Linked DNA regions of Homo sapiens: all the other regions are linked to region 3. A link is a loop called in an ENCODE intact Hi-C map of the cell type or tissue named here. Cell type or tissue: B cell. All regions are shown on one strand. Each heading gives the region's core, and the rest is flanking DNA. Links, peaks and the distances in the headings are about the cores only. Region 1 overlaps AIM2 (absent in melanoma 2). Region 2 holds the start of LOC124904432 (a long non-coding RNA gene). Region 3 has its middle 4.0 kb from the start of CD1C.

Evidence for each region. A loop is a pair of places that touch in the nucleus more often than their neighbours do. Peaks named below come from ENCODE experiments on the same cell type or tissue, not always from the same donor. Only the 100,000 strongest peaks of a DNase experiment are listed, where the experiment ranks them.
Region 1: it touches region 3 in a loop (4-fold over the local background); 4 of 110 quality-filtered maps call a loop at or near these places.
Region 2: it touches region 3 in a loop (2.2-fold over the local background); 3 of 110 quality-filtered maps call a loop at or near these places.

Annotation. Positions count from the first base shown.
Region 1 is chr1:159,062,660-159,074,323 of GRCh38, reverse strand. It overlaps AIM2 (absent in melanoma 2), which reads left to right. Exons shown (of 6, transcript NM_004833.3): 2 at 805-1,086; 3 at 5,623-5,756; 4 at 7,995-8,414; 5 at 10,650-10,838; 6 at 11,606-11,664. The coding sequence starts at 825. The coding sequence ends at 11,632. Among named protein-coding and RNA genes, the nearest start is that of AIM2, 8.3 kb to the left of the region's middle. RefSeq lists an enhancer at 6,009-6,398. In B cell, for the core only: no CTCF peak of the experiment used is centred there; a DNase peak (open chromatin) is centred at 5,973; H3K4me3 peaks cover 2,825 bases; H3K27ac peaks cover 5,000 bases.
Region 2 is chr1:159,010,678-159,022,341 of GRCh38, reverse strand. IFI16 (interferon gamma inducible protein 16) reads right to left here. Exons shown (of 12, transcript NM_001376587.1): 2 at 7,397-7,681; 3 at 6,355-6,470; 4 at 5,642-5,809; 5 at 3,691-4,113; 6 at 1,813-2,001. The coding sequence starts at 7,661. LOC124904432 (a long non-coding RNA gene) reads left to right here and starts at 8,292. Exons shown (of 2, transcript XR_007066671.1): 1 at 8,292-8,775; 2 at 8,862-9,835. RefSeq lists an enhancer at 6,126-7,325 and a silencer at 9,617-9,726. In B cell, for the core only: no CTCF peak of the experiment used is centred there; a DNase peak (open chromatin) is centred at 6,581; H3K4me3 peaks cover 2,403 bases; H3K27ac peaks cover 4,685 bases.
Region 3 is chr1:158,283,470-158,288,469 of GRCh38, reverse strand. It overlaps a transcript of CD1B not described here. Among named protein-coding and RNA genes, the nearest start is that of CD1C, 4.0 kb to the left of the region's middle. RefSeq lists enhancers at 1,497-1,626, 4,273-4,322. In B cell, for the core only: no CTCF peak of the experiment used is centred there; DNase peaks (open chromatin) are centred at 1,479, 1,609, 2,469 and 4,329; H3K4me3 peaks cover 2,251 bases; H3K27ac peaks cover 5,000 bases.

The sequences.
Region 1 (11,664 bases), core at 2,899-7,898, 780 kb before region 3:
ATGTGAAATGATCAAACCGTAAAATTCTTACAGGAAGACATAAAATCTTCTAATCTTGAGATTGGAAAAGATTTCTTAAATAAGACACTGAAAGCATGATCCATGAAAGAACAGATTGATTAATTGCACTTCATCAGGTATATGTATATGCCAAAATTTATCAGATTGTATACTTCCAGTGTATGCACCGTGTTGTATGCCAGTTATGCCTCGATAAATCTATTTTAAAAATAACAGGAAAATGTATCCTGTTTCCTTTTTGTTGTTGTTGTTGTTGTTGTTTTGAGATGAAGTTTCGCTCCTGTTGCCCAGGCTGGAGTGCAATGGCGCGATCTTGGCTCACTGCAACCTCCACCTCCCAGGTTCAAATAATTCTCCTGCCTCAGCCTCCTGAGTAGTTGGGATTACAGGCGCCCACCACCATGCTCGGCTAATTTTTGTACTTTTAGTAGAGATGGGGTTTTGCCATATTGGCCAGTCTGGTCTCAAACTCCTGACCGCAGGTGATCCGCCCACCTTGGCCTTCCAAAGTGCTGGGATTATTACAGGCGTGAGCTACCGCGCCCAGCTAATGTATCTTGTTTTCTGAGAATTCCAGAGGTGTTGTATACTTTCTGAAGATGTCTTTCCCAGGAGTAGTGATCACCTTGCTTAAGAAGTTCTTACCTATGTCCTACTCAAATCTCTTTTACTACTGCAAATATTTTATTTTTCTTTAAAAAATATTAATAGCTCACCTTGCTTTATTTTGAATGTAGAATCACTTTTGGTGGTGTAATCTTACATGTTTTGGATTCCTTATAGGCTGATCCCAAAGTTGTCAGATGGAGAGTAAATACAAGGAGATACTCTTGCTAACAGGCCTGGATAACATCACTGATGAGGAACTGGATAGGTTTAAGTTCTTTCTTTCAGACGAGTTTAATATTGCCACAGGCAAACTACATACTGCAAACAGAATACAAGTAGCTACCTTGATGATTCAAAATGCTGGGGCGGTGTCTGCAGTGATGAAGACCATTCGTATTTTTCAGAAGTTGAATTATATGCTTTTGGCAAAACGTCTTCAGGAGGAGAAGGAGAAAGGTAATGTGGGAGTTCCACACCTGCCCCGTCCCTTTTTCTGCCAAGCCTGGGCCTTTCCTTTCATGGCATCCCTGGGATATGACCCCCAGTGCACATTGTTGGAATTTGTTTGCTAACTTAGTGCACCTGTCTCTTTGCCCCCTTTTACTGAGAATCGCTTCTAGGAAGTGTTTGTTACAAATTCCACAAATCCATTCCAGCCTTTGTTTGCATCTCTTCTTCCAGCCTTAGGGTTACCACTTCCATTTAACATCTTTTCTCCTTGCCCATCTTTGTCTCCAGTTCAGTTGCAGTGAATATGGACGTAGAATTTCAAAGTTAACTTCTCCCAACTCCATTTACACAGTATGTAATGCTGTCACATTCTACTGAAGTCTTGAAAGTATAAATTATTGCATTGGAAAACTGTAAACCAGGATATTGAGCACCTTTTTTCCTTCACACAGTCTGTCTATTCCTCTCCTTGTCCCCAGCTTTCTGTGGTCCCAGACTATCCTTCTTTAGGCGATGATCTCCTCCTTCTTCAGAAGGGAGGGAGAATCCACCTTCAGGGATTTTCTTTCCTCTCTATCTCCAGTACAGGTGACAGTATAAATTACCCACAACACAAAGATTTTTTTTACATTATTCAATAAATCACTCATCTCCATCTGAATTATCTACATTTAGTTTAAATTCCTGATTTTGTTTACTAAGAACAATTGATATGTCCCAGCTTTATGTCTGAAGAACAAAAAGGAGCTAACAGAGGAGCATATCACTCAAGGACTCTCCAAAATGAAAGTCTCCAAATGCAACAGTTTTAGGATTCAAAGTACAACAGTAGCAGCAAAAATTATAATAGCTTTTAGTAGCATTTGTGGGTGTACAACAAGGGTGACATGGCTTCTCACACATGAGTTATAGGAAGGCTAAATGAAGCCACATAAGTGATACTATGTACATTCATAATTCTATACAGATATAAACTGTTAGGTAGTTTCTAAGGCACTAAAGAGAAAGGAGTGGTGGTTTTCCCAGGCTTTAAGTTAGAAGGTGTAGTTCTTAGAGATGGCCCTTAGATGGCAGTAACTACACATGTTACTTCCAAGTAACCAACCAAAACATTGCCCTGTGTTTTTCTTATCTGGGATGAGCCAGGAATCTAGGCATATTGGCAAACATAGGCTGAGATATTTAGAAATATCTTTTATTTTGGTAATAAATCAAGAATTAATTCTTCTCTTTGACCAGGATAGAACAAAATTTCCCCTTCTACAATCTTCTCCCCATTTTGCTATTCTAATGATTCTGGGATTTTGTTATTCTGCTTAGCTAAAAAAGATCCAGTTTGGGACTAGCTTGGAAACTCAGGAGTAGATTATCCAAGGACTCTCCCAAATGAGAGTCTCCAAATGTAACAGTTGTAGGATTCAAAGTATGCTTTTGGGCCAGGCGCAGTGGCTCACGCCTTTAATCCCAGCACTTTGGGAGGCCAAGGCGGGTGGATCACTTGAGTTCAGGAGTTCGAGATCAGCCTGGCCAACATAGTGAAACTTTGTCTCTACTAAAAATACAAAAATTAGCCAGGCATGGTGGCGGGCATCTGTAATGCCAGCTACTTGGGAGGCTGAGGCACGAGAATCACTTGAACCTGGGAGGGAGAGGTTGCAGTGAGCTGAGATCACACCTCTGCACTCCTGCCTGGGCAACAACAGTGAGACCCTGTCTCAAACAACAACAACAACAAAACACAAAGTATGCTTCTTGCATGCTATACAAGAAGGCAGTTAAGTTCCTTCATAGCTCTAAAATTCTATCCACGGACATACTTAGGCCGCTTTTGAATGTAGGAAATTTTTGTGTGTCCATGCTATTTCTATTATTTTAGGAAAACAGTTTTTGTTTTATTTTTTGAACAGTTAATCTGTCATTCTTGGTTAAGTGATCCTTCTCCATTGCCATTGCATGTCTGCATGTAGAGTGCTATATGCTATTCTACTCATGACCTCACCTCATGGAAGGTAGAAGATACCTGGAGAATCTTTAATGAAGACAGAGGCAATAATTAGTAGACAGGAGAAGCTTTTGTATGAAGCAAGATGAGAAAATATAAGGACACATAAGCGTAGAAAAAGGAAGCTAAGAGAAAATGTGATCAAAGTCCACAAAAGTCCTGCAAGATTAAAATAAAATGCTGAAAATGATAAATGAAATAATCAGTAACAATGTGCACCTGATTATTAAGGCAAATGAGAGATTTATAATTGGCAGACAAGCTTGTCCACAAATATTGCATTGGTACCACAGTGTGTGAAATGAAATATGGCTGATGTGATGTGGTAGAATGGTAGGTTGATTCCTTCCGCCTCCCTTGATGCTGTTTTCTCTCCGATGCTGTGAACATAGAAGAGAGACTTTATCTGCATACCTTTCTGAAACCAATTTCATGGAACTAACTTACCATTGGAAGGTTAGTTTAACTTCTTCCTAGTGCAGAGATCCTGCTACAATATCCCTGTCAGACAGTCAACCACTTTCTGATCTTTGAAAGGTAATGACAGAGTACCTACTACCTCATAAGACAGTTCATTCTACTCTTAGCTCTAATAATTAAATCGTTTCTCTTTTTAGTAAAATCAGTGATTGCCTTGCTATTTCAGTCCAGAATTGTTCAAATTCTATCAGAAATAACATCTAATAATTTCCCAGGCCCTCTTCTGCCTGAGAGTGCCTTAAGTCATCAAACATGGCCATCTTGTTACATGGTCTTTTTAAAAATCAGGAGTAGGAGTTGGCTTTTCACGATAACATATAACCTGACCATAGACGTGGAGGAGCCCAGCCAGAGTATACGACTGCATTTTGTAGGCATTAGTGAGGAGCCAACATGCCACCCATCCATCCATTTCTTCATCCATTCAGTAAATATCCATTGAATTGCTAATAGGTACAAGGAAAGCTTTTAGGTTCTTATGATAAAACAAGGTTTTAAAAACAAATCCAAATTTTGTACAGTTTATACTCTAAAGGGAAAGTAGATATTTTTCTTACAGGCAAATTAACTGAGACAGGTAACTAACTGAGACAAATGTTCTGATGGAAAGGAAGATGGTTCTTCAGCAGCATGTGTCAAAGGAGCATTAACATAAGCCAGGAGTTAGAGTTGGTGTTGGTCAAAGCGGGTTCCATGGGGAAGTGACTTGCACTAAGCTGTGAAAAATGCATAGGAGTTAAAGGTACCTTCAGTCAGAGGGAACACTGTGTGAAAATCCCTCTGACAGCAGGTGTTGACTTGCTTGAGGACTGAAAGAAGGCCAGTATGGCTGCAGTACAGAGAATCTTCAGAGGGCAGGATGGGGTCCCCTCGACAGAAGGAAAATGCAAGGCCTTGTAGAACATAATTAGAAATCTGTGGCCAGGCGCGGTGGCTCACGCCTGTAATCCCAACACTTTGGGAGGCTGAGGTGGGCGCATCACGAGGTGAGGAGCTCAAGACCAGCCTTAACAACATGGTGAAACCCCATCTTTACTAAAAAAATACAAAAATTAGTCAGGCGTGGTGGCATGAGCCTGTAATCCCAGCTACTCAGGAGGCTGAGGCAGGAGAATCACTTGAACCCAGGAGGCAGAGGTTGCAGTGAGCCAAGATTGCGCCACTGCACTCCAGCTTGGGTGACGGAGTGAGACTCCGTCTCAAAAAAAAAAAAAAGAAAGAAATCAGCCCTTGTTTCATAGCAGCAGTTTATTCATTTTCACTACTACATAAGATTCCATTTAATTGATAATTACATATACACATAAACTGATATACATATATATAGAGAGAGAGAATTGGTGTATTTTTATTGTTATTTTAGTCATTGGAGGCCATTATGAATAATGCTGCTATGAATATTTATGTACATTATAAGCCTTATATACTTATCTTTGTATGTTTGTATTTGTATGTGTGTTTCTCTTGACTGTACACCTGTGAATGGTATTACTGGATGTTAAGGTAAGTAGATATTGAATTTTAATAAATAGCGTCCCAAACCATTTTCCAAAGTGTTATACCAATTTAAGACGACTACTACTTCATAGTTTTTGTTTCTTGTCTTTTTTTTTTTTTTGAGACAGACAGGGTCTCACTGTGTCATCCAAGCTGGAGTGCAGTGGTGCAATCATGACTCACTGCAGCTTTGAACTCCTGGGCTTAAGTTATCCTTGCCTCAGCCTCCCAAGTAGCTGGGACTAAAAACATGTGCCATTATACCTGGCTAATTTTGAAAATATTTTTTGTAAAGATAGGGTCTCCCTATGTTGACTAAGCTGGTCTCAAACCCCTGGCCTCAAGTGATCCTCCAGCCTTGGCCTCCCAAAGTGCTGGGATTACTGGTGTCTGTGCCAGGTCCAGTTTCTTTCATTTTAAAATATGATTTTTTTTTAAGAAAAATTAGCTGTTCTTGAAGATATCTTAATATGGTTTTAGTATTTATTCCTGGTGACATTTGAAAATGTGCACTGCTCATATGTTTATATGCTTATTGGCCATGTCTTTCATTTTTTAATCAGTTGATAAGCAATACAAATCGGTAACAAAACCAAAGCCACTAAGTCAAGCTGAAATGAGTCCTGCTGCATCTGCAGCCATCAGAAATGATGTCGCAAAGCAACGTGCTGCACCAAAAGTCTCTCCTCATGTTAAGGTAGGATAAGGAGAGTGGAGTGGTCTTTGTCCTTGTAAGAGCATCACTGTCACTGTCACTTCCCATATTGTTCTCTGTTCTTTATCTCACAGCATGCAAATAAGGGAAGCAAGGCCACAGCATGAAAAGCATTCTGAGTCACAAAAACAGGAACTACCTTTGATTCATCAGATTAAACACCTGTTGAGCTTCTAATCTCTGCCAGGTTCTGGACACATTAACACTTTGTTATGTTTTGGATTCTATAAGAAGAAAACTCTGAGATAGACCGTTGTTTACAGGAAGTCTATTTTAGAGCACTTTCAGAATTAATATCTGTGAGGAAGTGAAAGGAGAAGAAGAGGAAGAATGTCAAGTCCAATGTAGTTGCAATAGAGGCCTTGGCCTACCCTACAGGGAGCTCGGGAGCTGAGAATGTCTTTCAGGGCTCCCAAGATTTGTGAGGGAGTCTGTGGTTTGTACAGGCCCAGGCTCTGGGTCACATCAGAGATCCAATTCAGAGACTCTGACACTCGGTCTGGCATGCCTCTGTTTGTTTTCTGCTTGGTTCTTGACAGCAAATTGCTTTTTTAAAAGTAATGTAAAAAAGCCCTTTATACACCTGCATGGACAAGGTGAGGTGGCCCCATTTAGCTGAGAGAGTAGTGGCTGGAGAGTGTCATTGGTGAGAATGATTACTTTAGTCCTGAGGGAGTGGCAGACAACGTTAGAAAGGCCCAGCACAGAATCCACCACACATGCAGTTTCATTTCCTATGAAGCAGGTATTACATTATTTTATACCTGTGTGAGCTCTAAAAACTGATGATATATACTTCATTCTCTTTGTCTAGAGGAACCATTTCCTCTGGGTTTGGCCCAGAAACTTCTGGATTTTTCAGGAAAACAAGGTTCAAGTATAAATGGTGTGATTCCCTCATCAGTAATGAAAATATGCATTTTTCAGTCTGGAAGACCCAAATAAAGATACATGGACCAAAGAGAAGGACTTCTGTAGTGGACCTCAGTGGAGCTGACCTTTCCCTGCATTGATCCAAATGCAGTCAGTTATGCTGCCCATCAGGGCCCCTTACTGGCCCAAGCTCCACTGCCCCAAGCTCCAGGTCACATCAGAGACACCCTTCAGAGACTCCTACGCTTGGCTTTTTATGCCTCTGTTTGTTTTGCCCTGTATTTCCCTTTGGTTCTAAATGGCAAGTGGCTTTTAAAAAGTAGTATTTTCTCCCAAAACAAACCAAAAAGAGGTGTCTTATCTCTGTTAATTCAGAAAAATAAAAAACACAGAGAAGAGAATAAAATTATCTATAATTGTATCGTCTAGGAAAAAAATACATTGATGTTGGTAAATATCTCTCTAGTGTGTTTGTGTGTGTGCTTTAACTGCTTATTTATCCAATAAGAAACAGATTGTTTATCTGTTTAGGACCTTTCCCTTTATTGAATCAGTTATAACAGTTTATCATATTTCTCTAAAGCATTTTTAATATTTGCACAGTAATCTTTTTGTGACTATACCTATTTTATTTAACCAAATCTATTTTTTAGGTATTTAAATTATTTCTTTTTTTATAATTTCAAATAATAAGATGTACTTTTTAAATATAAACCTTAGTGCATAATTCATTATTTAAGGGTAAATCCATAAATGTAGTATTAATTCTCCTTTTAAATTTCTCCTTTAACTCACTCATAAGATCTCTGAACTAGGTCTCCCCCTTAACTCACATTAAATGTAATCTGCATTTTGTTATGTACAATGCTCCCTAGGAATTTGGGGAGCCCTGTGCTGGTCACTGAGCTCCCTCACTTTTATACCAGAGTAAAATGAACATTTAGGACAGTATTGGATAGAGAAACAAGGACACATGCCCGAATGGAATTGATAGAAGATGGAATCAGATTTGTCAGATTTACCCCGAGGCTTAGCAGTATTTCAGAAATCTGATGAAGTCTTTATATATAGTACATGGCAAAGCAAGGATTTGGTTTCAGGGATCCTACCTCCAAAACGTGTTACACCGTCTTATCTGAATACAGGAGTCGAAATCTTCCTTCTGCACTCTCTGTTCTATCTGGATCGTTCTAGGCCTCAACTCTCTTCGTATCCCCTCTGTATCTCTTCCCTTGATTCCACCTATCTTCTGCTGGCTTTCTGAGGTTTAGCACTGTAGGTGAAGTAAGGTCCTTTCAATAGTACCTTTTTGACTCACAGCTGATATCTTTCTTCTCTTGTCTTCAGCCTGAACAGAAACAGATGGTGGCCCAGCAGGAATCTATCAGAGAAGGGTTTCAGAAGCGCTGTTTGCCAGTTATGGTACTGAAAGCAAAGAAGCCCTTCACGTTTGAGACCCAAGAAGGCAAGCAGGAGATGTTTCATGCTACAGTGGCTACAGAAAAGGAATTCTTCTTTGTAAAAGTTTTTAATACACTGCTGAAAGATAAATTCATTCCAAAGAGAATAATTATAATAGCAAGATATTATCGGCACAGTGGTTTCTTAGAGGTAAATAGCGCCTCACGTGTGTTAGATGCTGAATCTGACCAAAAGGTTAATGTCCCGCTGAACATTATCAGAAAAGCTGGTGAAACCCCGAAGATCAACACGCTTCAAACTCAGCCCCTTGGAACAATTGTGAATGGTTTGTTTGTAGTCCAGAAGGTAAGTTTTCATATCTAATTTCATATTGATTAGTAAGAATAACGTATTTCCCATCTGATCTTAAAGAAACTTTGGAAATGGTTTTAATGTCTTTCTATATAGACAAAATAAAAAAATACAAAGTTCTAAAGAGCTGCAGAGTAAACATGCCAAAATTCATACAAAAACTCAAAAATTGTTTTTATTGTCAAAAATGTCACGATCCTATTTCAACTTACCCCAGTAGCCTCTGAAAAAGGAATTAGTTCATTCACATAATTTTTATTTCTGCATTATTTTTGTACTTTGTACATATTATCTTTATTTTAAGTGACTATAGTTGTGATTATCTTTATTTTAAGTGACTATTGTTGTGAATGCAAAGTAAGTGTAGTTGAGTAATAAACCAGATTAATGACCTGAAAAACCAATACGCAAGGCAGGATTAAAGAACTGTGATTAAATGAAGAAAACAGAAGAAAGAGTTAGCCTGAGGAGACTTTTTTTTTAATTAAAAAGTAAACTTTAATGTCAAAAATGCAAACTGGGGGAAGACAGAAAAGATCACACACAAGGCTGTCACTTCACACTTGGAAGGTTGCACGGCGGCCGGGCAGAGGCGCTCCTCACTTCCCAGACAGGGCCGCGGGGCAGAGGCGCTCCTCCAGGATACTTATTAGAAGTGAGAAATAATAAAGTATTTATTATGATTCTGAGCCTCAGGGAACTAGCCTTGTGGGATGACTTTTTCTGGTCTAGGGCAGGACCTAAAGAACCATAGAGAGAGAACCTGCTGCCCCTGCATTCAGAGCCTCAGAATAACCTCTGCTGCCCTGGGTTAGTTTCAGAAGGAATTGATAGGAAGACTCTCCAGTCCTCCTGGAAAACTCAAGTGTAAAATGACCTTGGATAGGAAAGTCATGTTCTTTATCCCAGTTTTCAGCTTTCAATCTGGCCAGCTATCCACTCATATATACTGATTTAGTCCATAAAATTAAACCTAAAATACGATCAATCTCCTAAATAACTGACCAACCTCCTGTTCCCTTTGGATCTAGACTTGATTGTGAATTGTTTCTTGTCTTTGATTACTTACTAGACTCTTGGCTGGGTCTTGCATCATTACCTCATGTCTCTCCTGGACTTGTTTTAAATAGCTCTCTTCAGGCTGGGCGCGGCAGCTCATGCCTGTAATCCTAGCACTTTGGGAGGCCAAGGCGCATGGATCACCTGAGTTGAGGAGTTCCAGATCATCCTGGCCAACATGGCAAAACCTGTCTCTAGTAAAAATACAAAAATTAGCCGGGTGTATTGGCGGACACCTATAATCCCAGCTACTCGGGAGGCTGAGGCAAGAGAATCGCTTGAACCCAGGGCGTTGGAGGTTGCAGTGAGCCAAGATTGCGCCATCGCACTCCAGCCTGGGTGAAAGAGCGAAACTCCATTTCAAAAAATAAACAAATAGAATAAATAGCTCTCTTCCAACCCAGGGTCTTCTTTTTTCCCTTGACTAATCTGGCTGCTGGCCCTGGAGAAGCTCCATCTTCTCTATCCAGCAGTTGTTGCTTCTATGGGCCACCCTGGCCTCCTCCTAAAGGAAGGGAATTTAGGACTGGAAAGATAGGCATAGGAGACAACATGTTCTAAGTAAGACACGTCTGCCTCCTCTGTGTGAACTTGCTAACATCTATTAGATATATACCTGCTAGTTTCAAAGCAGAAACATTTTTTCAAGTTGTCCCTTGAACAATGTAGGGATTAGGGCTTCTGACCCTGAGCAGTTGATAATCTGCATATAATTTTTGACTCCCCAAAAACTTAACTGCTTAATAGCCTACTCTTGATCAGAAGACTTACGGACAACATAAGCAGTCACTTAACACATATTTTTGTGTTATACATATTATATACTATATTCTTAAAAAGTAAGCTAGAGAAAAATGTTATTAATAAAATTATAAAAAAGAAAATATACTAACTATTCATTAAGTGGAAGTAGATCATCATAAAGTTCTTCATCCTCATTGTCTTGATGTTAAGTAGACTGAGGAGGAAGAGGAGGGTTGGTCTTGCCATCTTGGGGTGGCAGAGACAGAGGAAAATTCCCATATAAATGGACCTGCACAGGTAAAATCTGTGTTGTTCAAGAATCAACTGATTTCTTTTTAGAGCCTTCTTCTGGCATGTCTGATGTGTGACTGATGCGGCATTCATTAATCCGATTATCAGAGGCTGGGTGTTGATTTTCTTTTATAGGTAACAGAAAAGAAGAAAAACATATTATTTGACCTAAGTGACAACACTGGGAAAATGGAAGTACTGGGGGTTAGAAACGAGGACACAATGAAATGTAAGGAAGGAGATAAGGTTCGACTTACATTCTTCACACTGTCAAAAAATGGAGAAAAACTACAGCTGACATCTGGAGTTCATAGCACCATAAAGGTGGGAACTGCATGGAACAAAGTCAACTCTCCAAGGGGGTGATATTTTTTGTTTTCTATCAGAAAGCCGGACTGGAGCCATTGAACAGGATATAGAGTGGAAGACATTGATATTTAGTACACGTTCATCTCACAGAACTGAGGAACCTCCCTCTTAGGAAACATGTATTCTAGATACACAGTTAAGAGAACATGGGCTTTTCAAGGCAGAGGCGCATATTGTTGTGCCCACAGAGCCCAAAAAAGAGCTCCTTATTTATACTACAAGTCTAAAGCAGAAAGCTTGCCCAGAGTCGGAAAAGTCATTCTGACTAATGTCTTTGAAAGTAGACAGACAATAAATACTTTGAGGACACATTTCCCTAGCCAGTCCCACCACGTCTGCACCTACCATAGTCCAGTGCAGTTAAGTCCATGTAAACCCCTACTCTTGACCTTCCACCACACCCTCCTACCCGTGTCCTGCCACTACTTGGTGCTCTTCCCCAGGTCTCAGTGTTGGTTGCACTGCCTGCTATCTCTGTAAGAGTGGAGGCCAAGATTTGAGAAATATGCGTATGTGACCTTGCTAAGTGGGAGTGTATTTCTCAGGTCAGATATTCACTTCAGGAGTATGATCCAAGGCAGACCAATGTATTAGAAGGGTGGGAACAAAATAATTTTATGAGAAGATGATACATACACTTCAGAAGGCCATAGTGACTGCAAACAGTGGAGGGGCCACTCATCGACTGCATCTCAGACTGCATGTTTTTTTTCTCCATCCAGGTTATTAAGGCCAAAAAAAAAACATAGAGAAGTAAAAAGGACCAATTCAAGCCAACTGG
Region 2 (11,664 bases), core at 3,482-8,481, 730 kb before region 3:
TATTCAAATGCTATTTATTTATGGCACCAGGGAACAAGCATTGCACATACAAATAATCCCATCAAAAAGTGGGCTAAGGGCCGGGCACGGTGGCTCACGCCTGTAATCCCAGCACTTTGGGAGGCCGAGGCGGGCGGATCACGAGGTCAGGAAATCGAGACCAACCTGGCTAACACGGTGAAACCCCGTCTCTACTAAAAATACAAAAAATTTAGCCGGGGGCGGTGGCGGGCGCCTGTAGTCCCAGCTACTCTGGAGGCTGAGGCAGGAGAATGGCGTGAACCCGGGAGGCGGAGCTTGCAGTAAGCCGAGATAGCGCCACTGCACTCCCGCCTGGGCAAAAGAGCAAGACTCTGTCTCAAAAAAAAAAAAAAAAAAAAAAAAAAAAAAAAAAAAAAAAAAGGGCTAAGGGCTAAGGACATGAATAGACAATTCTCAAAAGAAGATATGTAAATGGCCAACAAGCATAAGGAAAAACGCTCAACATCACTAATGATCAGGGAAATGCAAATCAAAACCACAAAATGATGCCACATTACTCGTGCAAGAATGGCCATAATCAAAAAATTTTAAAAAACAGACGCTGGCATCGATGTGGTGAAAAGGAACACTTCTACACCGCTGGTGGGAATGTAAACTAGTAGAACTACTATAGTAAACAGTGTATAGATTCCTTAAAGAACTAAAAAGCAGATCTACCATTTGATCCAGCAATCCCACTACTGGGTATCTACCCAGAGGAAAAGAAGTCAGTATACAAAAAAAGATCATTGCACATGCATGTTTACAGCAGCACAATTCACAACTGCAAAAATATGGAACCAGCCCAGATGCCCATCAGTAAACAAATGGATAAAGAAATGGGGTATGTATACACCGTGGAATACTATTACTCATCCATAAAAAGGAACAAAATAACGGCATTCACAGCAACCCGGATGGAATTGGAGACCATTATTCTAAGTGAAGTAACTCAGGAGAGGAAAACCAAACATTGTATGTTCTCACTCATAAGTGGGAGGTAAGCTATGAGGACACAAAGGCATAAGAATGATACAATGGACTTTGGGGACTCAGGGGAAAGAGTGGGAGGGGGGTGAGGGATAAAATGCTACATACACACTGGGTACAGTGTACGCTGCTTGGACGATGGGTGCATCAAAAAGTCAGAAATCACCACTAAAGAACTTATTCCTATAACGAAGCACCACCTGTTTCCCAAAAACCTACTGAAATAAAAAATAATTTACAACATTCAAAATGGCAACAGCGTAAAATCATGTACTGTAAGGAAACTTAACACGTGAATATTTGAATTCAAATTAACAAATTGGAGAGCTTCCTCTGTATAAAACTTTGTCAGTGGGACATAATTTTGATCACTGCAAATAATTTTAAGTTTCAAATTAGGTATTTTTATGGACTAAATACACACATATGTGTATTGTAATGTTACAAACTAGAAAGTATCACACACACACACACACACACACACGACGTTTTCTAATTCACAAATGGAGAACATGTAATTTTAAATCCCAACCCTACAATCACTTAAAAGTTTACATAAAATTCAGAGTTCAATTTTTTTGATAAAGTTCAGATTTCTTTCTTTTTAAAATTGTATCCTATCACATCATTCCATCCAGAAAAAAAAAATTAAAAAAAGTAAATGTGAATACAAGGAGAATATCTGTTTTCTCATGCCTCCCGCTGAACTCTGTAAAAAAAACCTACAAACTTGTTTTTGCCAAAACTTAAAGCAAATCATTTCCACTTTGGAAAACTAATATTTGCCTATTTAATTCTTACCTGGATAAAACTATGCATTTCTGAAATCAGTTTTGACATCTGGTTCTTTTTTCTAAGTCGAAAGCAGAAAAGTTGGAGCTTATCTCCTTCTTCACAGGGGATATTGTGACATTGTCCTGTCCCCACTACATCCATTTTTCCTCTATCATCCTGAATTTCGTAGATTGTGGTCTTCTGATTTACTGTTTTCTGTAACAGAAAATTAATATTCTGTTCCTGAGAATGTAATTAATAACAACCACATATAGGCTGAAGTCCCTTCTAAGAGAGTTAAACAAGATGCACAACAGCAACTCCTAGTACAGATATGCACATATCTTAGGCCACATCTTTGCAGAAAGCCGTCCCTCAATATCCTTTTTGTTTAAGTCTTTCATATCTGAGATATTTCTATGACAGTTCTAGAACAATGAGTTTTCTTCCAAATTTCTACTGCTTTCACCTACAGGGCAGCTTTGCTTCCCAAAGCACCTTGATACAGAGGAAGCTGAAATCTCTGATAGCCTTTCTGGGTCTCTGGCCCCATGCAAAAAGAATGGATATCTGCTACAACTATTTATTCAGTGACTTATGAGGAATCTGTAAGAAAAAGCAAGCTTCTGGTAACTCTCTAATTACTTTTTCTACTTTCTGCATTTACTGAGTCTCTTCCAATATTTGTACCCCCTCCTGAAACCAAGTCCTTGAGCTCAAACATTCCAGCTTTTTGCTCATTACTCATCATCCTAGAACTGGATTTGTAAGAATCATCTCTTTAAGAGTGTGTATATAGGCCATGCGCAATGGCTCATGCCTGTAATCCCAGCACTTTGGGAGGCCGAGGTGGGCAGATCACGAGGTCAGGAGACCAAGACCATCCTGGCTAACATAGTGAAACCCCGTCTCTACTAAAAATACAAAAAATTTAGCCAGGCGTGATGGCACACGCCTGTAGTCCCAGCTACTTGGGAAGCTGAGGCAGGAGAATCGCCTGAACCCAGGAGGCGAAGGTTGCAGTGAGCCGAGATCGCGCCACTGCGCTCCAACCTGGGCGACAGAGACTCCGTCTCAAAAAAAAAAAAAAGACTGTGTACAGAAAGTAACGCAGGTTAATGAGTTGTTCTAGGAAACAAATATAATGGGTAATGAAGTATTGATCAGATAAATTGCTTGAATCAATAGCAGAGGATAGATGCTTTTTTGCGGGGTGGAATGTCTCATGCTAACTGGTTATGAATTTGGACAGGAACATATCAGGAAAAGCACTCTGTACTCTATTTTTTTTTTTTGTTATTTATATATAAATGACAAATTTAGATTACCTGATTTTCCAAGTATCATCCAAATTCGTATTTCCCAATTGTTCCATTTCTTTATGATGAATTAGTTTCATTTGGTCAGAACATTGTCCTACCTACTTTCTGCATTTGTTTTCCAGCCATGAGTAGTCAATTTATTTCTTATTCTGACTGTCACAACCAGAACTCAAGCCTCAGAGGACAATACTTCATTCAAAATAAAAATAATGTGATTTTTATGACAGTAGAGATAATAATCAAAGGGATAAACTTAGTATCATGTGTGTATGGATGTAGACCTCACAATGTCCTTGATCACTTAGCATAGATAATAACAACTGATAAAGTCTTAAGGTTTCTCAGTGAACATTATTGTAAAGACTACAGTTTAATGCTCTGGGAAGGAGAACATGGGAAAGAAATATTAACAGGTCCCCTAATCCCAGTCTTATCTTCAGAGAAGTCTTTATCCACCTGTCATTAGTCTTCAGAGTCCTGGATTCTAATATCCAGTTTATAGGCAAAGCTTCATCTCACACATCAAGACTTTTAATTTCAGGTGTTGGTGGAAAAATGAAACGAAACAATTTTGAGGACTTACCTTATGTAGCATAAATACCCCATATACAATATTTCCTGAAGCTTGTTTGTGAAGAATATCAATCTTCAGAGTTTCCTTTGCTCTGTTGATGATTTTATTTGGAACCTCAAACGTTTGGTTAGGACCAGCTTCAGATACAGTAGATTCTTCATTGACCTCTAGGAGACTATCATATTCCAAATAATCTGATATGATGATGATTTTCTTTCCATTGAATTTCTCCTTCAAGCTGGTGTTTAAAACCTTCACATGGAAGAACTGTGTCTGTGTAGCCACTGTAGCATGAAACATTATTTTTTTCTCCATTTCTGGGGTCTCATATTCAAATGGCTTTGTTGTACTCAGTACCTTCACTATCACTGGGCGTTTTTGGAGAACATTTCTTCTGGGAGTTACCTGACATTTGGCCACTGTTTTCGGGTTCTGTGTATGATAGCACAGGAGAACAAAGAAAAATGTCTAATTGAGAAATACAGAACTGCTATTCAGTGACCTCAGTATAACACAGGGCCCCAAAACTTGCACAGATGTTTAGAGCTGGAGTCAGGATAGAGAGGGATTGCGAGCCAGGGCAGAAGATATCTTAAACTGGTACAATAGCAAGATGAAGTAACAGAGGAGACCATATAGTGAAAAGATGACCTTTCTGTAAACAGAATCAACCTTAAGAAATAAAGCATAAGAGCAACATAAGACCAGTGGATACTGAAAGCCAGTGTCATGAAGTAACTTAATAAATTTTAGGGCCAGGCGCGGTGGCTCACACCTGTAATCTCAGCACTTTGAAACGCCGAGGCGGGTGGATCACCTGAGATCAGGAGTTTGAGACCAGCCTGGCCAACATGGTGAAACCCTGGCACTACTAAAAGTACAAAAATCAGCTGAGTGTAGTGGCAGGCGCTTGTAATCCCAGCTACCTGGGAGGCTGAGGCAGGAGAATCACTTGAACCCGGGAGGTGGAGGCTGCAGTGAGCCGAGATTATGCCACGGCACTTCAGCCTGGGTGACAGAGCGAGACTCTGTCTCAACAACAACAACAACAACAATAAATAAATAAATAAATTTTAGAATGAAATAATTTCTTATACTATTTCTCTTACCAGCTTAAAGTGCCAGAGCCTAAAAATAGACAAAGTTAAATGACATTTAAAATGATCAATAAATACTAAAAAAAAATAAAAATAAAAAAAAAATGAAAAATGGTGCCCACCACAAACTATAGACACAAAGAGTGTTCAGTTATCACCAGTGTAGACAGGGCAATTTAAAGAGCACATTTCATAGTGTTCCTACCCAAGATTCAGTTTGCTTACAGCAGGTGAGAACACAAGTAGGATAAACCCCTCAGAATGCCATCATCTCAGTAGGTTCAGGCTGCAGAAACTCTACAGAGTGTCATTCCCACCACCATAGCCTTTCTCAGTGTCAGGGCTCTAGCAGGTAGCATGCTAACAGAAACCTGGGGCTCAGAAAGGGTTTTCTTTAACATCTTTACTCTTTAACATCCCAGTCTCCTTAAACTGCGATAGAACAGTTTTAATGCAGGGGAGGTTGTTTAATCTACAAGAAAAAGAGCTGAGGGTATGGATAACCTCATTCACAAACTAGCAGGTGCTGGAGAGGTCTGACATGGAATACTATAGTGAACCAAGGGAAGAGGTATGAAGGACATGGGAGCAGTAGACAGTGAGCCCACAGCTGACAGTTCTGTACTGCATAGCTCTCTCTCCCTTCCCCAAACAACACAGAACAGAAAACTTCCTGCAGTCAGAGATAATGTCAAGTTCATCAAGTATCCCTGTGAAAGCAAAAGATCAAAATGTAGTGGTTTCTCAATATGTACATTGGATTAACTAGCAAATTATCGATGCAATTTTTAAGTAACCGGTGAAATCAGTCCTTTACTTTGGGTTGAAAAAAACAAAGCAAAATGGGACCAGGAAGAGTGTACCTCAGTTGAAGAACTGTTGGGTGGAGCTGACAATGAGGTCTTGGGAGATGGGGAACGGCCCATGGCTGTGGACATGCCGGCTCCTGCAGGAGAGGGAGGCTGAGTCTGTTCCTCGGACACCTTACTCCCTTTGGGTCCAGCCTTTTCTTTGGTTGATTTTTTTCTTTTCTGAAAGTGGTTTGATTTTCCTGTTATTCGTTTTCAGTGCCAAATGAAGTAGAGCACATTTTCATTATTGGATAGTAGTTTTATTATTCCTAAGAAGATGTTTCTTGGAAACTTGAGAGGTTGCTGCCCATCTCTCGCCAGTTTAAGAGATGGGCATAGATGGTTTCATTAAACGAAGAAAGAGGAGAATGTTATACACATTATTTCTCTAATTATTTCTGTTATGGGATGTGCTGACTTGGGATTAGAGAAACTAGGTTTTTATACACATGGACAAAGTACTTACCTGATTCTCACGTTGACACTCCACTCTACTAGAATGAAGGTATCACATTTATGTTATATATATTTACATTATGTTTACTCATGTGTTTGGTGCATTGCTTTGAGCATCAATAAGATGATCAATTATCATACAATTTGGTAAATCTGAAACTTGATGGGAAACATGAAGAAATAACTGCCTGCTGGAGAGATTGAGTGGAAGAGCCGTAGCAGAGCTTCCTCTGTGGGACTTGAAGCCTGCTCCTCTTCCTGAAGCTTACCTGAGCTCCAGGAGTTGCCTCTGCTCCTTCAGTTTTGACAGTGCTGCTTGTGGAGGGTGCAGGTGAAGTAGCATCCACTTCCTTCTTCCTCTTTCTTGATAGGGCTGGTCCTTTTACTGGAATAGATTCAATTTTATTCCCAACCAATGCAGAAAAAAGGAAGACATATAAACGATCTCCGACAGCTGAAGCAGTTTCAATACAATTTGCTCTCAGTTCCTGCTTGAGGGTTCAGCTGTGCTTTAGTCTAGCTCTACTGCATTAGCCCAGCCTGGCCTTAAGGAGACCAGCAGTCACAAGACAGGAACAAGCACTGACTCATGCTCCTCAGCACTTTCCTCACTCCTCCCCTGTGCACTGAGCACATGCTTCCTGTTCTCTGAACTCCATGTGCTTCAGTTAACCCTTTCCCAATGCGGTTCTCCGATCATTTTGTTTTAAAAACTAATGTTTTCATGATGGAGACTGCTAGGTCACATTCCCCAGGTAAAGATATTCAAATTATAGAAACCAGCCAAAGGTTTCCATGAGGAAGGATATACTGATTTTGGACTTAGACTTTTTCAAATCCTTTTTTTTAACTTGATATAACAAGAGAGGAGATCACACTTCTGAGAGGCAGGCTCACATGTAAGTATTGCATTTTTTTAAATTATAAAGGGTAGTGATGGGTTAAATGGTCTCAATAGAACAGATACATTCATTGGCTAAATGTACATATCTTGAATTTAAACAGTTTTTATGATTTTATTATTATATAATCTTTCTAATGTACTGGAAGTCTCAGTCCCCCTTCAACTCCCTCTCACTTTTGTTCTTTCACTGATCCCAAATATACATTCTGAAATACTTCAATCTACACCAGTAATGGAATGCACTAAGTTGTCAACTTGTTGGCCTCTGAAGTACCAACATTGTCTCAGCTGTTGAGTCACAAACTGGGGAAAACACATCTCAAGTATGTCCGAGGTGGGGCTCTAATCAATGTTGGGGAGGGTTTGGGGATGGTTGCAGGGAGTGGGTGTTCCCTCTTCCCAATTACCTTTTAACTTTTCTTTTTTAAGAGTTTCAGCCAGGTCTTCAAGCGTTGGTATATCTTCGAAAATTTTTATTAGTTTGCCCAAACCAGCATCACCTCGGAACTTTTCTTCCATCAAGTCAGCAATCTGAATTTTGTCATACTCTTCTCTCATTTTTAAATTAAGTTTTAAATCGTTGCTCAGTAAGGACTTAACCATTCTAAAATGATAATCATTGATGACCTCTAATCCTTTTAGTAGAACAATGTTCTTGTATTTTTTTCCCATCTTTACAGACATAAGTGAGCCTACAAGAGAAAATGGTATATACAGTGTTACACATGTATACAGACAATTTAAAAGATGTATGCCTATGTGAGTGAGTGGCCCATATGAAAGAGTTGTTCATGAATATGTGTGATAAAGAAGGACTCAACGACCAAATGTGTTACTGTAGAAATTGAGTGAAGAACTGCTGGGTTAGGAATGTCTAAGAAATTATTCCCATTGAATGAGAATAGTTGAGTTGGGTCCAGTTGTTAGAGGGAGGTCTGAGAACAAGCAATTGCCTCAGTGTTAAGAGTATGAGCTCTGCAGTGTCAAAGCCCTTGGTTCCTCTTCTTATCCTTTACTGGGGCTGAAGCCTATTCCCCAAATCCTGCCTGTTGTTTCTTAAATCTTCCCACACCCAGTATGACTGGAGCGGCCTAGGTGTAAATGGGCTGCAGCCTCCCACCTTATATGAATAACTTTCTGCTACAGCGCTACAGTTTCATGCTGTGGCACTGACCCTATTCTCCTTGACTCTTCCCTAGTTGGCTTTCATTAGCATCCTCCCTTCTTTGGTGCTAGACCATGGCTTCTGTTCTCTGTACCCATAAAACCATAACTTTGCTGAAAATCTGCATGCTTTCTAGTGCAGCATCACAGTATTTATTCACTGAAATGATTTTATTGGTTGTTTTATTTTTCTTCTTTCAGACTTGATTTGTCTAATTATTTCTTTTCGCACAATCAGTTTTCTCTCGATAAGCCACATTTATATTCCACTGAAATCCTTCAATATTTCTCCTTTTTCTTCCCCAAAATTCCTTGCTTCCTATACTGTCTCAGAAAGTGTTGAATAAGCTGCATCTTTTTTACTTCTAGTACCTTTGTACTCCTTGTATCTATGCTTCACAAAGATGCCGGACACCTTGTGTCTTCATGCCTCATGACTTTGCTAGTTCCTTCTTACTGCCTGGAAAGCCATTCCCACATTTCTTTCTTTGACTACTTCCCATACAACCTTAAGACTCAACTGAGGCTTTGTCTCATGGTAGATTTCAGAGTCTCCCTATGGACAGAGTGTCACTGCTCTTGACCTCTTAACACCTGTACACTTCCATGATGACAGTGCAAGGTATGGATTCCAAAACTTTTAAATTAATGAATTTTTTAATTTTAGGAATGATGTCTTTGTGTATAACCAAGATATCTAAATTTCAGGGGCTATTAATTGGGCCAGGCGCAGTGGCTCACGCCTGTAATTCCAGCATGTTGGGAGGCCGAGGTGGTCGAATCACAAGTTCCGGAGATCAAAAGCATCCTGGCTAACACAGTGAGACCTCGTTTCCACTAAAAATACCAAAAATTAGCCAGGTGTGGTGGCAAGCGCTTGCAGTCCCAGCTACTCGGGAGGCTGAGGCAGGAGAATTGCTTGAACCCAGGAGACGGAGGTTGCAGTGAGCGGAGATCGTGCCACTACACTCCAGCCTGGGTGACAGAGTGAGACTCCGTCAAAAAAAAAAAAAAAAAAAAAAAAAAGCTTCCTTCTTACGAGAACATGAGGATCCTTGGACTGAAAAGGTCCAGAGAATGAAGGGAAAATCTATACAAAAACACATTATAGTGAAACTGAAGAATATAATGAACAAAAATACTCTGTAAGCCTTCGGTAATGAGGAATAGATCACCTACAAAGATTCAAGAATCAAATTGAAAGTGAATCTCTATATCAAAACTGCCTGAAGCAGGACAATGGAGTTATTTTTATATAATGTTGGTCCAAAGTTCCATATCAATTGCAAAACCAAAAAAAATTTTCAATGGAAAGTTTTGACTTATTTTGTGAGTGTGCTAGAAACAATAAGTTCGTCTTCAAACTTTCCTGTTCTTTCCTGTTCTGTAAACAACCCTTCCTTCCTTTGCCGCCCCAGACATGCCTTCCCGCCTAATTGGTACAGGACAGTGTCTTCCTTCCCGCCTAATTACCCCTATAGAATTTAAAGCAGTAGCCAATCCGGTCAGCTTAGAATGTGCATTGTGACTGACGCAGGCAGCACCCTTCTGTAGAAGCAAATATGCTTTGCTGAGAAATTTCCTGTTTAAGTGCTGGTTTTTCTTTGTGGCACTGAGCACTTGTTTCCAACAAGTGTGACAGCACAATTTATTTGCAAAATAAAACCAGATTTGGGATGACAGTAGGCTATGTATAATCTTTATTTCACTGAAATGTGAACACTCACATGTTTTGTTTTGCAATATTAGTGCTTTTGATTTTGGAGTAATTATTTATATCCCAATGGAGTTTCTAGTAAGACACTATTTAGAATATATACACTAAATAGCCTTTCTGAAGCCTCCAGATTCTTAACTTCAAAATGTATCTAGCTCCACAGCACAGAAGAGGTGCTTTCATCTTGTCTTAAGGGAAAATATAATTTTACATTTTAGAGTTTTAATTTAGGCAAAATGATATTTAAATAGAAGAGTCTCAAAAACTATTTTGTGATACTCAGGGCCTCAGTCTTTTTGCAAGACAAAGACTCATACCACAAGAAAACATCTATTGAAAATAATATTTAATAGGAAAACATGAATAAAATTAAAAATTCTGCCAGCCAAAAGATAAGAAGAGTGAAAAATAAACTTTTTTAGGTGTTCCTAATGTCTTACAAAGAAAACCCTGATCAAATATAAGAGAAACAGAAATTACAACAGCATGGTAAAGGGAGGGAAGAAAAAGAACATGACAATTCACTAAAGCAATTGTCTTAGATAGTGAGATGATATAGAAGTGTCATAAATTGAAGTAAAGACAGCAGATTGTTAATTACCAGCATATACCTAAAAGGTCTGACCTGTTAAGTGACAACTTTCATCAAATTTGATTTAAGAAATCTACATATATATTGTTAACAAAAGGTGAAAAAAATTGTTAAAAATTATCTTGCAAGGAATAACTAAAGAAAGCCAGTTTATCTATGTTTGTGTAATTTTAAATATACCTTAAGCCCAAAAGTAACTTCAGATACCACATGATAAAAGTTTCAACTCCTAGAAAATTATGTTTTAGTTATGAATTTATCTAATTTATCTAATGATATTATTTATTATTTTATAGTGCTTCATGGTACTATAATTAGTATATATTTCTCTTCATATACACACATGTACAGACATCACTACACACATATATGTGTGTACCTGTTTGTATACATGATTATATATACATATATTTGTGTGTGAATGTATATTATATATACACATAACATGTATGTGATTGTGAGAGCACTACAAAGAAAAAAAATTTTTTTTTTTTTTTGAGACAGAGCCTTGCTCTGTCACCCAGGCTGGAGTGTAGTGGCACAGTCTCGGCTCACTGCAACCTCTGCCTCCTGGTTCAAGCGATTCTCCTGCCTCAGTCTCCTGAGTAGCTGGGATTACAGGCACACATGACCATACCCGGCTAATTATTGTATTTTTAATAGAGACAGGGTTTCGCCATGCTGGCCAGGCTGGTCTGGAACTCCTGACGTCAAGTGATCCGCTCGCCTTGGTCTCCCCCAAAGTACTGGGATTACAGGCATGAACCTCTGTGCCCGGCCAAAAAAGCAAACTTTATAATAGGAGATTTCAGTTTATGCTTCAATTACTAAATGAACAAGGTGAAAAAATCTGTAATGATATAATAAATTTGAACAACGTAATTAACAACATTTATCTAATAAAATTCTGAAAACAACATTTAAGAATCTCACATTCCATTTAAGCACACATGAAATATTGTACCAGGCTATAGAAAACATCTTTTAAAAATTTGAAAAGTAAACAATAGTAACCTTTTCCTAACTGCCTTCCCCTCCACTCCCCTATACCTTGCCACAAGGAAAAAAAAAATCATTAACTTTCAGGAGGGCAGAGAGTAATTCCAAAATGATTGAAATTCTGCCGCTAGCACCCGGTGCAGAATGGAGCTAAAGTAAAGGATCAATATACTTATGAAAATATTAAGACACCATGTGCTTGA
Region 3 (5,000 bases), core at 1-5,000:
TAGTGAGCCATGTTCATGTCACTGTACTCCAGCCTGGGTAACAGAGCAAGACCGTGCCTTAAAAAGGAAAATCCCATTTGTAACATTGTTTCTGTTTTAAATTTATATTTATTCTATGTATTTACTGTGTACAACATGATACTTTGATATATACACTATTTCTTAGGTTTGTCAACGTTAATAGTGAGGCCAGAAGTCATTCTCAATGAGCTCTTCCTATCATGGCCACAGATATGTGGCAATTTCTATGAACTATAATATCTTTAAGAGCAATACCCAGTTCAAATCCTACCCAAATCATTCATAAGCACTAGGTGTTATCTTTGCTCATCTTGTGCTGTTAATGGCAAATACTTGGTTTGTGGTTTTAGAAAACAATAGTAGATACCACATTATGTGTTTATTCACATTTTTTTCCATGTTCCTACAGGAAAGATGCAACTGTCCTATTTCCTAATAGTTGGGTTAAGGTCATGGACTGAGTTCTGGGCAATGGAATGTGTGGTGTTGGAAGCATTAGCCAGCTCCAGTCCTGACCACTGAAAATATCACATCTGATCATCTTACCCTGTGGTACCAACTTGGCAGTCAAATTTCTAAATGGCAAGACTATGAGATGGAGAAGAGCAGCCTGATCTACATGCAGTTTAACTGCATGAGAAATAAACTTCATTGTGTTAAGCCTCCAAGTTCTAAAGTTTATTTATAACTGCAACATAACCTAGCTATATTGGATAATATTATAAAACCCAGTAAGTATCATCCTTTTTGCCCTCTTGAATTCAGAAGCAAACAAGTTGAAAATAACATGAGATAGATGGATCTAATGGTCAATCTTGACTTCTGATAGTGCCACTAGATAATTTGCTTTAAGTGTGTAATCCAAGTGATCTTGCTCATACTGGACCCTAAATGGAGTGGCCTTCTCATTGTTATGGACTGAAAGTTTGTGTACCCTCCCAAAGAAAAAAAAAATCACATGTTGAATCCCTAACTCTCAGTGTGATTATATTTGGAAATGGGGCCTCTAAGAAGTAATGTCAATCTCATGTCTAAACGGTAAGACCCTGATCCAATAGGCTTAGTGTCCTTATAAGAAGAGACACTGGAGTGCCCTTCCACTTTCCTTCTCTGTCTCTCTGTCTCTCCCTGTCGCTCTCTGTCTCTGTGTGTGTGTGTGTGTGTGCACCCACCATGGAAAGGCCATATGAGCTCATAGTGAGAAGGCAGTTGTCTGTATAAACCAGGAAGAGAACCTTCACTAGAAACTGAGTCTTCCAGATGGAGACTTTGAACTTCTAGCCTCTAGAGCTGTGAGAGAATAACTTCCTGTTGTTTAAGCCACCCAGCTGATTGCCTTGTGTTAGCACAGCCCAAGAAGACTAATACACTCACTTATTTCAGGCAATGCTGATAAAACCCTAAGTTCCCCACCTGAGCAGCTGTTCCTGTGAGAGCCAGGGCCTGGAGGAGGAGAGCAAGACTGAGCCTTTGGGGAGCAACTTGCCCAGAGAGGTAAAGGGCAGTAGGAGGTGCTGATATATACTTGCCCAGTTTCCCTCCTGAATTTATCAGTGAGATAAATCAGTCTGTTTTCAGAGGAAAGATTAAGGGGTGAGGAAAAAAAAACAAAAAGTATTTATGGGAAATTCCCCCTCAGGGTGCCTAGAAGAGTAAGTAACACCCTCACCCCCATCATGGCAATACGCATTCAAATAGATACCTAGAAATGTGTGTTCTCCGAAAACTTCCCTCTCCTTTGCTCCACACAGTCACCATGTCATTTCTCTCCCTCCACCTGGTTTTTCCTCTCTGATCTGACTGATATGTAGTCCTGCTTTCATCCTGTGGGACAGAGATCACAGCCACAGTCCCTGCCGGTGTGTCACAGTCCATATCCCTCCATGTCCATGCAGTGCTCTGCCCCAGAGCTGCCATGGAAAACGTGATCCTTAGAATGTCTATCAGCCTAAAATATTCAAATTGCTTTCATGAAAAATAACCCAGACTCCTAAGTATGACAATTTTATACACAAGAGTTTATGTACATCTATCCCTAAAAAGGAAGGGTGGAGGTAGTGTAAGAAGGGAAACTGGCAGACTCTTTACACTGGTGAATACTTATAAATATAGATGCAAGAATCTGAAATTGATATAAAATGCAATGGGGAGAGGAGTAAGTGGTTATTAAGCTCTCTGAACACACAAAATCCTAAGAGAATAATCTGAAGTGGGTAGGACACCCTATGATTAGAACCCAGCCTGAACAGAGGGGCTGGGTTGTCCCGAGGGAGCCCAGTGCTCTTCCTGTCCTTCCCCAACTTCCCTTTTCTTGTCCTTTTGCTCAGACCACAGACGTTGTTGTGTTTGCCTTCGCCTGGGCTCTTCTTGCCTGTCACTTCCCTAAGACCACTCTAGTGGGTGACTTTTGCACCCCGAGAGAGAGAGAGATTTCCTCAGAACTCCAGTGTCATGTTCCCACCCCACACAGCTCTGTCATCCCTTCCTCCCAGCAGAAACCTTGCCCTCTGCCTACTTCCCCATTACGGAAACCCCACAAGCCTCCCACAGCCACGTGACTCTTACATGGCCTTTCATTTCCTCCTCAACTCTTATTGAAGTGATTCACTCCTTCTTTCTGGCCTCCAAGCATAGTTCCTGTGGCTAGCGTATATCCTCCACCCTCTGCCCTCTGCAACAGCCAAAAAGGTCCCAGTCTGAGAGCTATGAAAACTCCTAGATTTACCACTTACTAGAAGCACTAATTCCCCACTGTAAAATGACAAAATTGGAGGAACTTGATATTTTCTAGTTCCATTTCAACTTTAATATTATTTGACTTGTCCTGTGCTTCTGTTCATTTCTGTTTATACAGTATTTTCTGTCTCTTCTGGGCTTCTTTGTCTTAATGTTTAACTTTTCTATGATCTCATATTGCTTTCTACTTATCCTTTGTTTGAATCCCTTGGGTCTCCTCTCTATCTTATCACCAATTCTACCTAAACTCCCTACCCATTCATTCTAAGCACCACCCTGGCTAAATTTTGAAGCCTAAAATATTGCTTTTCACTTAGTCCTTAGATTTCTGTGTTTATGGAGGCTCATGCCTGTAATCCCAGCACTTTGGGAGGCTGAGGCAGGTGGATCATGAGGTCAGGAGTTCGAGACTAGCCTTACCAACATGGTGAAACCCCATCTCTACTAAAAATACAAAAATTAGCCAGGTGTGATGGTGTGTGACTGTAATCCCAGCTACTCAGGAGACTGAGGCAGGAGAATCGCTTGAACCCAAGAGGTGGGGGTTGCAGTGAGCCGAGATTGCACCACTGCACTCCAGCCTGGGTTACAGAGTGAGACTCCATCTCAAAAAAAGAGAAGAAACAAACAAACTACAAAACACATAGATATACTGGGTAAGCTATAATTTTAAAAATTATTTATACATGTATGCATTGAACTCACAAGATAAGAAAGTCTGCAAAAAACAAAACAAATAAGAAATTAAGAACTAGATAGGGAAATAGAAGCTAACACTTGAGCTTCCCAAGACATTGACAAGAGTGGGTTCCTGAGGGCTTTGACCACAGTATCCACATAGGTCATAAGATCATGTTGAGACCACCAAATAAAAGTGCAAGAAATCTTCTACTGTATCCTCAATAAAATTGGTCAGGAAAAAAAAAAATCCAACTGAACCAAAAGACAAGAAGGAATCTTGTGGTCGCCTTAAGCTCTGGCTAGATTTCCTTTTTTTTTTTTTCTTACAAAAAGTTTTAATCACAGGTTTGCTCTCACAGGAGTTTAGAGATTAAATGTATTCTATTTGTCTTAAAATGTCTGATCCAAGAAATCAACAATACAAAATAGTTCCAAGCTTGTAGAAGTACTATATCACTCAGAAGCAAACACAAAACTTATTTCTAGTAGTATATAATTTCAAAGCAAACACAAAAATATTCAACAAAATCAACACAGTCTTCTTCATTTTTCTGATATAGGCTGTCTTTGTTTTGCCCAGTTTCAAAATGCACAAATTTCAGTCAGCAAAGTTTTAGTTAAATAACACAAATTCCCCAACAACAAGTTTGAAATGTGTGCCACAAATTTCAGTTGCCACAGTATAGTAACTCTTAGTAACTGCACGAAGTATAAACTACCACTAGGTCTTCAGTCCATGAGTCACCATAGAAGTAACAAATCCACATCATAATCAGTGACCAATTGCTTTACATATGTCAAAGTTTGTCAGTTTGACTATTATTCTGTGCTGTGCAAAACAGCAAAGCATGTAGGTGTGTAGTCCTGTGGTCTCATTGTGTCTCAGTAATAAACCCATACCCATCTGACATGAGTGAATAATAGAAAGAGGAAATTGGGCAACAAAGATGAATGTGCAAAGAAGAAAAGGGACAATGCTAGAAGTGAGATTTGAATTAAATATAAAAGAAGCTATAGAGGAAATAGCTGACCGTGGGAATGCTGAGAATGCTACTGTTTGAGAGACTTTAGAGGTGAAGCTAGAGGAACCTGGAGGAGGGAAGTGATTGTTGTGAAAAGAATGAAGGTGTCTTAAATGAAGTGACACTGGCAGAAAACTTCCCATTAAAGGAACTCTCAGAGATATTCCCCAAGAGGGAAAGCACAAAGTATAAAATATCAGAAGCTGATCCAAACATTAAAAGGAGTATGAAAATTCACCAAGGAATACAAAGATACTCTGTATCTTTAAGTAACAGAAGATGAAGGCAAACATTGCTCAAAACATTCTTGGTAAGTTAATACAAGGGAAAAAGACTTTAATTCCAAATGTTTTAATGTTTTAAAGTATAGTGTGCTAAGTAAATTATATTGTACTGTTTTTCACTTCCCTATATATTTATAACCAATAGTAAGTGGGTTTTGAATATTTTGACAAAGATGTTTCAAGTCACAGGGTGATCATAATTCTCTCTCTTGATTATTGAGATCCTTTCACATGATTTTAGCTTGCATGATCAATT